Linked DNA regions of Homo sapiens: region 1 is linked to region 2. Evidence: chromatin contacts called from ENCODE Hi-C or POLR2A ChIA-PET data. All regions are on one chromosome and are shown on one strand. The core of a region is the stretch at or near the end of the contact, and the rest is flanking DNA. Distances in the headings are between cores, read along the strand shown. Region 1 has its middle 21 kb from the start of DGCR6L. Region 2 overlaps TANGO2 (transport and golgi organization 2 homolog).

Evidence for each region. Hi-C counts contacts between places; a loop is a spot of excess contacts on that map. ChIA-PET counts read pairs that join two places held with the same protein, here RNA polymerase II (POLR2A). Pooled maps may share reads with other maps.
Region 1: a loop to region 2 is called in a pooled map, with 4 times the contacts of the local background. The contact joins two enhancer-like sites. A Hi-C loop is called at or near these places in 1 of 168 maps with a recorded cell type or tissue (CD8-positive, alpha-beta T cell) and 6 of 50 pooled maps. POLR2A ChIA-PET finds 5 or more read pairs at or near these places in 1 of 52 experiments (activated T-cell).

Annotation. Positions count from the first base shown.
Region 1 is chr22:20,296,870-20,301,289 of GRCh38, forward strand. It overlaps the pseudogene PRODHLP. Among named protein-coding and RNA genes, the nearest start is that of DGCR6L, 21 kb to the right of the region's middle. RefSeq lists an enhancer at 1,138-1,639 and silencers at 2,093-2,362, 2,403-2,582, 2,603-2,742, 2,813-3,122. Within about 2 kb of position 2,227, at least 5 of the 41 ENCODE cell types and tissues checked have a DNase peak (open chromatin) inside an H3K27ac peak, as active enhancers do.
Region 2 is chr22:20,035,335-20,039,972 of GRCh38, forward strand. It overlaps TANGO2 (transport and golgi organization 2 homolog), which reads left to right. Exons shown (of 9, transcript NM_152906.7): 2 at 1,426-1,520. The coding sequence starts at 1,465. Among named protein-coding and RNA genes, the nearest start is that of MIR185, 4.5 kb to the left of the region's middle. RefSeq lists a silencer at 3,212-3,373. Within about 2 kb of position 2,982, at least 2 of the 41 ENCODE cell types and tissues checked have a DNase peak (open chromatin) inside an H3K27ac peak, as active enhancers do.

The sequences.
Region 1 (4,420 bases), core at 977-3,476, 260 kb after region 2:
AAATCGGTGAGCTGACTGTCATACACTCAGTCATTTTGCCCAAAGTGTGTGTGATGTGGAGGGCTGACAGCCTTCTCCATTACCAGTGCAGTGAGAGGTGGCACAGCTGGTGGGACCCCCTCTCTCTCATGGATATGAGTGCGTTAGAGGGGAGGTCTTGGGCCAGGAGCAGATCAGATCAACAGGATTATCCAGAAAATGGCAGTCATGGCGAGTATTGGCTCCAGATGGGGAGGGTTAGGGTCAGGGTCGGCTCTTCTCACCTTCCTGAGCGAGTCACCAGCGTCGACAAGTTACTCCCAACATACAGGGCCTGGGTGGAGGCTGAGTGCTAGGAACCCAGGCTCCAATTCTGGTAACCAGGTGCAGATGCTCAGGAGAAGAATGCAGCCCAGACAAGCGTGGTGTGCCCTCCAGAGGAGAGGACGTGGCATCAAAGGGCTGTCTTCATGGAGAGCAGGAACAGAGACTTTGGGAAGCCAGGGGGCCTTGGCCTCAGCCCTGCTGGCAGAGGGTCCCCACCATGTAGCTGAAGTGCCAGGGTGCTTGTGAGGACTGGGTGTGGTCCAGGGTGACTCAGGGCAAGGCCTGGGGGATGCATCTCAAATCCACAGTCACCAGCCTAGAAACTGGGGTCACACTTCCCACATGGGTTCCCACATGTGGAAATTTCATTCACTAAATAACGACACATCAAGGCAGCAGTATGGATGGGGCACAGCTGTCAAAGTCACCAGCAACAAGTGCAAGAAGAGAAGAGGGAGTTGCAGCCACATAGGTGCCCAGGTGGGCCCTGGGGGTCAGAGAGGGCCTGCCAGGGGTAGCACCCACCATGCTGACCCTGATGAGGAGAGGAAGGAGGGTGTGGGATGCAGGGGAGGGAAAGGTGCCTGAGAGCAGCATGCAAACAGCCTGGGCTCAGGAAGAGCCGATGGCATGACAGGTGCTGGGGAGAAAGGCGTGATAGGTGTGGACAGGGGCCACAGGAGGAGGGATGGTCCTCAGGAAGGGGAGACTGGTGGCTATGGCCGGCTGCCGAGGCTAGCCTCTCTCCAGCAAAATGAGCCTGGATTCATCCACTCCTTTTGTCTCTCCCCTTTGCTCTGTGGTGCCGGCAGGAGGAAGAGGAGCAGAAAAACTGTTGCTCCATTCATCAGGAAGCCTCTCTCTCTCTCGAGTGGTGGTGATGGTGTCCCCCAGGGGCACCTGGCAATGTCTGGAGACATTTACGGCTGTCCCGACTGTGTATGTCTGTGTGTGTGTGTACTACAGGCCTCTGGTTCCTGGAGGCCAGGGATGCTGATACACAACCTGCAATGCACAGGGCAGCTCCCACAAGGAAATTATTCAGCCTCAAATTTCAACATTGCAGAACAGGTCAGGGAGTGCAAGGTACCTCCTGCTCTTTCCAGCAGGTGCAAGGTGCACAGGGAGAAGCAGGTGGGTGAGGTGGGAGGAGGCTGGAGCCAGACCCAGCGTCTGTGGGGTGCAGGAATATCGTGAGGTGACGAGGGGCCCAGCGGTGAGTGATGGGGAGGGGTGCACTACGGCAGGCCGCCAGGGGCGGTTCCACCAAGAAAGTGACATCTGGGAGGGGCATTGAGGCAAAGGGGCCGCGAGAGGGTAGGTGCTCTAGAGGTGGCCCACGGGCGGGCGGCACTGAGGCCGGGCCTGCAGGGGAGGCGGTGTGGCCAGCGGACTCTTGTTGGGTGGCAAGGGAAGGGAAGAACCACAGGGCTGCACAGGTTCCGAGGGGGCCTAGTGGTCCGCATTTGCCCTTGGGTGGGCGGTGGGACTGGGAGGACAGGAGAGGAGCGCGGGGCAAGCCCCTAAGAGGCCTGAGGGGTGGGAGGGAGAGGACGGCTTCCCATACGCCCATTTAGACCAGAGGAGAAGCGGACCCACTTTGAGGGCTGGATTCTCAGCCGATCCGGCCTCAGCTGTGGGTCCACGCGGCTCAAGGACCAGGGAGGAACCCAGGTGTGCGGCTGCGCTGATCGGCGGGCTCCGGACCCACCTGGCTGGCCTGGGGACCTGGGAAACCCGGTGTGGTGGGGAGACCGCAAGCCTGGTCAGGGGTCCCGCTCCCAATGGGGCGGGTCTCCTGTGAGGAAGGCGGAGCTCAGGGCGGGTAGCCCCGGGGACCGGGTCTCTCGCGGGGGTGTGGCCACGGCCCGGTGGGCGGGGCCTGCTGTGGACGCACAGAGGTCTGCAGCGCGCGGGGCGGAACCTCCCGAGGAGAGGGCGCGGCTGGGAGCGCGGGGCGGGGCCTTCCGAGGAGAGGGCGAGACTGGGAGTGTGAGGCAGGGCTTCCCACGGAATGGGGGCGCGGAGCCGGTCCTCCCGAGGAGCGGGCGCGGCTGGGAAGGCGGGTCGGGTCCTCTCGAGGAGCGGGCGCGGCTGGGAGCGCGGGGCGCGGCCTCAAGAGGAGAAGGGGCGGTGGGTCCTGGGGCGTGCCAGAACCCTTGAGGAAGAAGCGCTGGTGTTCTGGAGTATGACCACCGGAGCCGGCCGGGCCTCGGGTTGGGGCGGGGCCTCAGGGGTGGGGTTGGGACTTCGGGATGGGTTCTCCAGAGGTGAGAGCTGGGGTCGTAGGGTGGACCGGCGTCTGCTGAGGAAAGGGAGCTGCTTGGAGCGCGGGGCGAGGGACTCACGTGGAGAAGGCGTGGGCCCTACGGCGGGCGGGGCGGGGCCTCAAGAGGAGCGGGTGCAGATGCTAGGGAGGGGCGGGGCCCCTGGGATGGGGCGGTGTCTCCCGAGGAGTGGGCGCGGCTCGGAGCGTGGGACTTCTAAGGAGAGAGCGCGGCTAGGGGGCATGCGGGGCGGGGAGGGGCGGGGCGGGACCAATAGCGCATACTTAAGCGGCCCGGGCGGGTACCGGCGTCCCGCCATGGCTCTGCGGCGCGTCTTGCCCGCGCTGCGCCCCTACATTCCCCGCTTCGCGCCGCTGTCCACGGCGCCGGCCGCCAGCGAGCAGCCCGCCGCGGGCCCAGGGGCCGTGCCAGGACGTGGGTCGGCCAGGGCAGTGCGGCCGCTGGTGCCCGCCGTGGACTTCGGCAACGCGTAGGAGGCGTACTGCAGCTGGCGAACCTGGGAGCTGGCGCGCAGCCTGCTGGTGCTGCGCTTCTGCGCCTGGCCCGCGCTGCTGGCGCGCCACGAGCAGGTGCGCGGGGTGCAGCCGGGGCGCGGGGCTTCTGCCCGTCCCGGGAGCCTTTACGGAGTTTCCTGGCGTGAAACGGGTGCCTCCCAAGCATCTCCTGGAGCAAGGGAAGCCAGGAAGGGAGGCGTTTCCTGCAGTCCCTTTCTGATATCGCGAATTTTCCTACTTCTCGATGTCTACCAACTAAAAACAATGGTCGTTTTAATATTTACGATATATACCACTTGTGGGAATACAGAGTTATCACTTGGAATTTAAAATGGAGTATTCTTCATGTTGACACAAGAGAAGCCTGGTGTAGGGCTCATAGCCTGGAACCCCAGAGTTCAATCCCCGGGACCCAGCCGCTTCCCAGACACGGCCACTCTGAGAACACTGTTGGGGAAAAATGGGAAGCCCCTCAAACGCCCAGCTTTGAACTCACCCATGGTAACTTTAAAAAGTGTCAGGGCTTTTGGTGGCGGTGGTGGGGGGCAACAAGCAGAACACTGTTTTAGCCGCATCAGCCTAGGGGTACTAGAGATGACGGTTATCTCCAGGTGACCCTGGGAAGAGTTTGCAAGGTTCCGCTTTTTGGCGCCAGGGTATCTGGTGGTGTTGATTTCTCAGGTGAGACTGTACAGAGGTCGGGGGCTGCACCCCTGGCCTCAACAGGAGGCGGGGGAAGGCGGGGGACGGTGTGAGATGAGAAGCACCGAGCCACACTTGAGCTTAGGTGAGGCCTCGGCGGGTGCGAGGTGAGGGCAGGGATCCACGAACTCAGAGTCAGATGCTGTTGGCCCGAATCCCATGGGGAGCGCCAAGGTCAGCCTAGGACCCGTGGTGGCGGGAGTGCGGAGGATGGTGGAGGAAGAAGGAGCTGAACTGGACAGATGGAGGGCTCTGGGAGGGCACTGCTGTGCTTGTGCACACAAGGATGTCTTAAGGTCAAGTTTTGGCCATAGAGAGCCCCGGCCAAGGAGACAGGAGGGCGAGAAGGGACATCCCAGGTAGAGGAACTGGCAAGGTGAGGGACGGCGATGTGGAGGCTTTGGGGAGTGCCCACATCTAAGGGGCATCCCAAAAGAGGAGCCAGTGCTGGTGGTGCTGCAATAGGAGGAGGAGGCAGCAGGGCAGGAATGCCAGGGGAGGGAGTGGCCAGCCACAGGGCAAGGACGGGCATTCTAGGTGGCAGCTGAGTGGGACAGAGACTAGCCATGCAGAAGCCATGCCCACCTTGTGGCCAGGATGTAGTGGGGGCTAGGAAGGCACCAGGTCAGG
Region 2 (4,638 bases), core at 1,732-4,231:
TTTTCTCAGAGGAATCTTTTTGGGTCTCTTCAGTATTTGAACAGCTTCTTGGCTGTCCCATGTCCCAGCTGTGAGCACTGGCTCTGCCCTGGAGCCGTGTCACTAAATCATTGCACATGTGCACATTTCAGGGAACTTGGGTGTCACCCTTGGGTGGCCTCGGAATCTAATCTCCGTTCTGCACTCGTTTGCATTGTGGAAAACTGCCTGCTCTGGGCCCCAGAGGTCCCTGGGTGGGGACGAGGTGTATGCTAAGTGTGCAGTCACCCAGCGTGTCCCCGGCACGTGTCCATGCCAGCTGCTGTGGGTGTGTGGGGCCTTCGGGTCCTGTGGGATGGCGAGTGTGTGTGCTGAGCAGGACCTGTAGGGCCTGCATCCCAGGTGAGTGGGCCATGCTGTTGGAGGCGGAGGCAGGGCTGCCCCCACTGGTGGCGTGTGGGGTGGGTTTGGTGCTGTTGCAGGGGAGGAGATGTGCATGTGGGGGACAGTCTTGAAGGAAGAATGTATACAGTGGTCTATTTCCAAGACAAAGTGTCTTAAATTGGCTTAGCTCAGCAAACTACAGAAGAAACAGGATATACTAGGCCACCCTGCTTGGATAGCTGATGTGTGCTTGTCGGCCTCCACTTTCCCCGCACTTAGTTGCCTTCACCCGAACCAAAGAAGTTCAGTCTAAGCTGAAAGTTTACTAGCCTGCAAAATAGCTCATTTTGTCTGTTCTTATCAGCCTGCCTGCTACTTAGGTCGTAAGTTAAATACTTAAAAAGTCCCTGAGCTAACTAGGACTGCAATGCATTGTGGGCTGCAACAAAATACAGCAAGACAAGCCCCCAAAAAAACACCTGAAGCCCCTACCCAACAATTAATAGGCGACGTCCGGGAAAATTGTGACCCCACAGTACTCGGCCTATGAGGAACTGGGGGAGGGACCTGCGTACTAGGGGATAAATTGCTTGTCGAAACTGTGCTGGGTGTGCCTGTCTGACACCTGATCTTGCAAGACTGTCATTAAAAGTCTCACTTTCGCTGTTCTCTGGGTCTGAGTTCATTCTTTAGATTTGGATGGGTAAGTTTGTTTCTCACAGTGTGGCTCCTGCCCTCACTTCTGCTGCCCCCCGGGGACCCCCTCGGCACCCCAGCTCGGTGTGTCCAGGCCTTAAGACTACCATGGTGCTGATGGGATGCTTCTGTTCAGGGCTGGTGTTGCAGGTGGTGGAGAGACAGTCTGGCCAGTGCCAATGAGTGCATGGGTTTGGGAGTTGTTTGTGTGGCACCGGCCAAGAGTGTGGTGTCCAGTTCCCCCACACCCAGCAAGTAGTACAGACACCACAGAGGTGGTTCTCTCTGTTCTGGCCTGTTGCAGGTTCGGAGGGCAGCCCTGAGTGTCTGCCATCCGCTCAACTCAGTGTTTTCCTTTTCCCGCAGACCTCGCGACCTGTGTCAGCAGAGCCGCCCTGCACCACCATGTGCATCATCTTCTTTAAGTTTGATCCTCGCCCTGTTTCCAAAAACGCGTACAGGTAACCCCCTCGCTCTGCATCTGCTGCGCCCTGCAGGGTCCTGGGTGCCCAGCCAGTTCTCATGCCACCCAAGCTGCTGTGTGCAGGAAGGTGTGTGGGCCAGGACGGGGCTGCACAGGCCTGGCACTGCCCTCCAGGACAGGGTCACTCAGTGTGGGATGCTGTCAGAATGCCTCTCGGGGCGGGGACTCCAGTCAATGTACAAAGACGTGAAGACTCAGCCACAGAAGGCAGCCACAGGTAGGACAGAGGAGTGACATGGGTCCAGGTGGGCTGCAGTTCTATGGGCTTTGAGGAGGGTCGGGCGGCAGAACTGGGACAACGGCGTCAGTGAGTGAGAGCCAGCTTGGGCTGGCGGGTCACAGCTGCTGGTGAGAAGTCAAAGTGGCGGCCAGGCTAGGGGTCTGTGGGTGGGTCCTGAGCTGAGGAAAAAGAACCTGGGGAAGAGGGGACGCTGAGGACCAGCCAGAGGAGTCAGGAAATCGAGGCCAGAAGCCACCCCTGACCCTGGACTCAGGACGGCCACACCTCCATTCCCCAGGACACCCCAGCATTTATCCACACAGAGAACGAGGCAGAGATATAACCCACATCTAAAATGAAACGTGTAACCACTCTCTAATGCAACTGCTCGGGAAGTTTTCATCATTTTAAAATCTGTACCAGAAATGATTTGAACCATTTCAAGAGGGTCTCAGATTTGAGTCACTGCAAAGTTGCATAGACACCATGCTGCTTGACTTCAAGGCTGAGTGAAGTCATTTCAGGCCAAGGAATCAGGAAGGAAGGGTGTCTGGTGTTTTCCCTTTTTGCAGTTGGGTGAGTGGCAGGTCCCAGCAGCAGACAGCATGCTGCAGGGAAGGTGGAAGAAATGTTAGGAAAGAACTATTGACTGCTACAGGGACTGGAGTAGTGTTGGGCTGGCTAGTGAGTGAACAGAACTCTAAAGAATGTAGGGGCTGGCCGAGCACGGTGGCTCACGCCTGTAATCCCAGCACTTTGGGAGGCCAAGGTGGGCGGATCACAAGGTCAGGAGATCCAGACCATCCTGGATAACACATCTCTACTAAAAACACACAAAAAAATTAGCTGGGCATGGGGGTGGGCGCCTGTAGTCCCAGCCACTTGGGAGGCTGAGACAAGAGAATGGCGTGAACCTGGGAGGCAGAGCTTGCAGTGAGCCGAGATTGCGCCACTGCACTCCAGCATGGGCAACAGAGCGAGACTGCATCTCAAAAAAAAGATGAAGGTAAAATAAGGTCATGTGGGTAGGCCCTAATCAATGTGATGGGTGACTCAGATACGCACAGGGGAAGCTGGTGTGTATACAGAGATAGAAGCAGTCGTCTGCATACCGAGAAGACCCTCAAAAGGAGCCAGCCCTGCTGACGCCTTGATCTTGGATCTCCAGCATCCAATGCTGCGAGACAATAGTGTCTGTTGTTGCAGCCGCCTGGTCTGTGGTGCTTAGTTACGGCAGCCCCAGGAAACTAGCACGCTGAGGAGAGCCAGCCAGCTCTGTATGCGTTTCAGGGCTGCCTCCTGCAGGCTGCTGAAGAGACTCAACCCACCCCGAGTGCTCCCATCTCTGGAAAGGAAGCTTGATGGCTGGCCTGCGGGTGCTGGTCAGTGCCACCCAGCCCCTTGGGTGGAGAGGAGGAGGGTTGACATGGGCCCCTCTTGCTTTCACTCAGAACCCGTGTGTTGCTGCCAGGACCTGTCCTGCGGGTCCTGCCATTCCAGTTGGCCTCGGGATTTCTCTGGACTATTTTCCGAAGCCCTAAGCCAAAGACGAAATGTGCCACCTCTGGGTGACTGAGCAAATGTGCGCTGTGTTTTCCTGACTTCATGGGAGGGTGTGAGACACTTCTGGTGGCTGCTTCTGCTCTGCCTGTGGGGTGTCCAGCCAGGGGAAGGGCACGCTGCAGGCTGGGAGCACAGACACTTCTATGGAGCCCCTGACAGCACCTCTGCAGCACTTTGGGAGGCCTCGTACAGGTACCCAGCTAGGCTGGGCTGGACTCCTCACCTGTGGACTGGAGTAAAAAGTAGGGTGCTTTAGGCCACTATGTTTTTTTTTTTTATTATTATTATTATTATTTTAGAGACAGGATCTTGCTCTGTTGCCCAGGCTGGAGTACAGTGGTATGATCATAGCTTACTGCAGCCTCAAACTCGCCGGCTCAAGCGATCCTCCCACTTCAGCATGCCTAAGTAACTGGGACTACAACACCATGCCCGGCTAATTTTTTTTTTTTTGGTAGAGACAAGTTCTCACTATGTTGTCCAGGGTGGTCTCGAACTCCTGGGCCCAAGTGATCCTCCTGCCTCAGCCTCCCAAAATGCTGGGATTACATGCGTGAGCCACCATGCCCGGCCTCGGCCACTGTATTTGGTAATTTGATACCCATCACGGAAAACCAAGACCCTGCAGCAAGATAACACAATCACTTCATGATGTCACCCTATCTCTTTCAAAACTGCCTGTTTACAGCCGGGTGCGGTGGCTCACGCCTGTAATCCCAGCACTTTGGGAGGCTGAGGTGGGTGGATCACTTGAGGTCAGGAGTTCGAGACCAGCCTGGCCAACATGGTGAAACCCCATCTCTACTAAAAATACAAAAATTAGCCTGGCATGGTGGCGCACACCTGTAATCCCAGCTATTAGGGAGGCTAAGGCAGGAGAATTGCTTGAGCCTGGGAGGCAGAGGTTACAGGGAACTGAGATAGCGCCACTGCACTCCAGCCTGGATGACAGAGTGAGACTCCATCTTAAAAAAAAGAAAAAACGAAAAAAAACCTGCCTGTTTACAGCCCCACGTGATGCCACTTGCTGGCTTCAGCCTAGAGTGGCTGCAGGACAAGCTGTTACTCCATGGGACAGCTTCCATGGGGTCACCACTGAGGGTTTGATCACTGGATCTCAGGCCAGAGTACCTCCTATCTGTCACCAAACTGTCCCCCAGACAGTGCACACACTCACCCCCCGGCAGAACACACTCACCCCCCGAGATGATGCACATACCCCCCGGACAGTACACGCACTCACCCTGCCTAGCAGCGTGGGTGTCAGGTGGTGATGGATAATTAGTGGTTTCAGTTATTGGAACAAAATAAA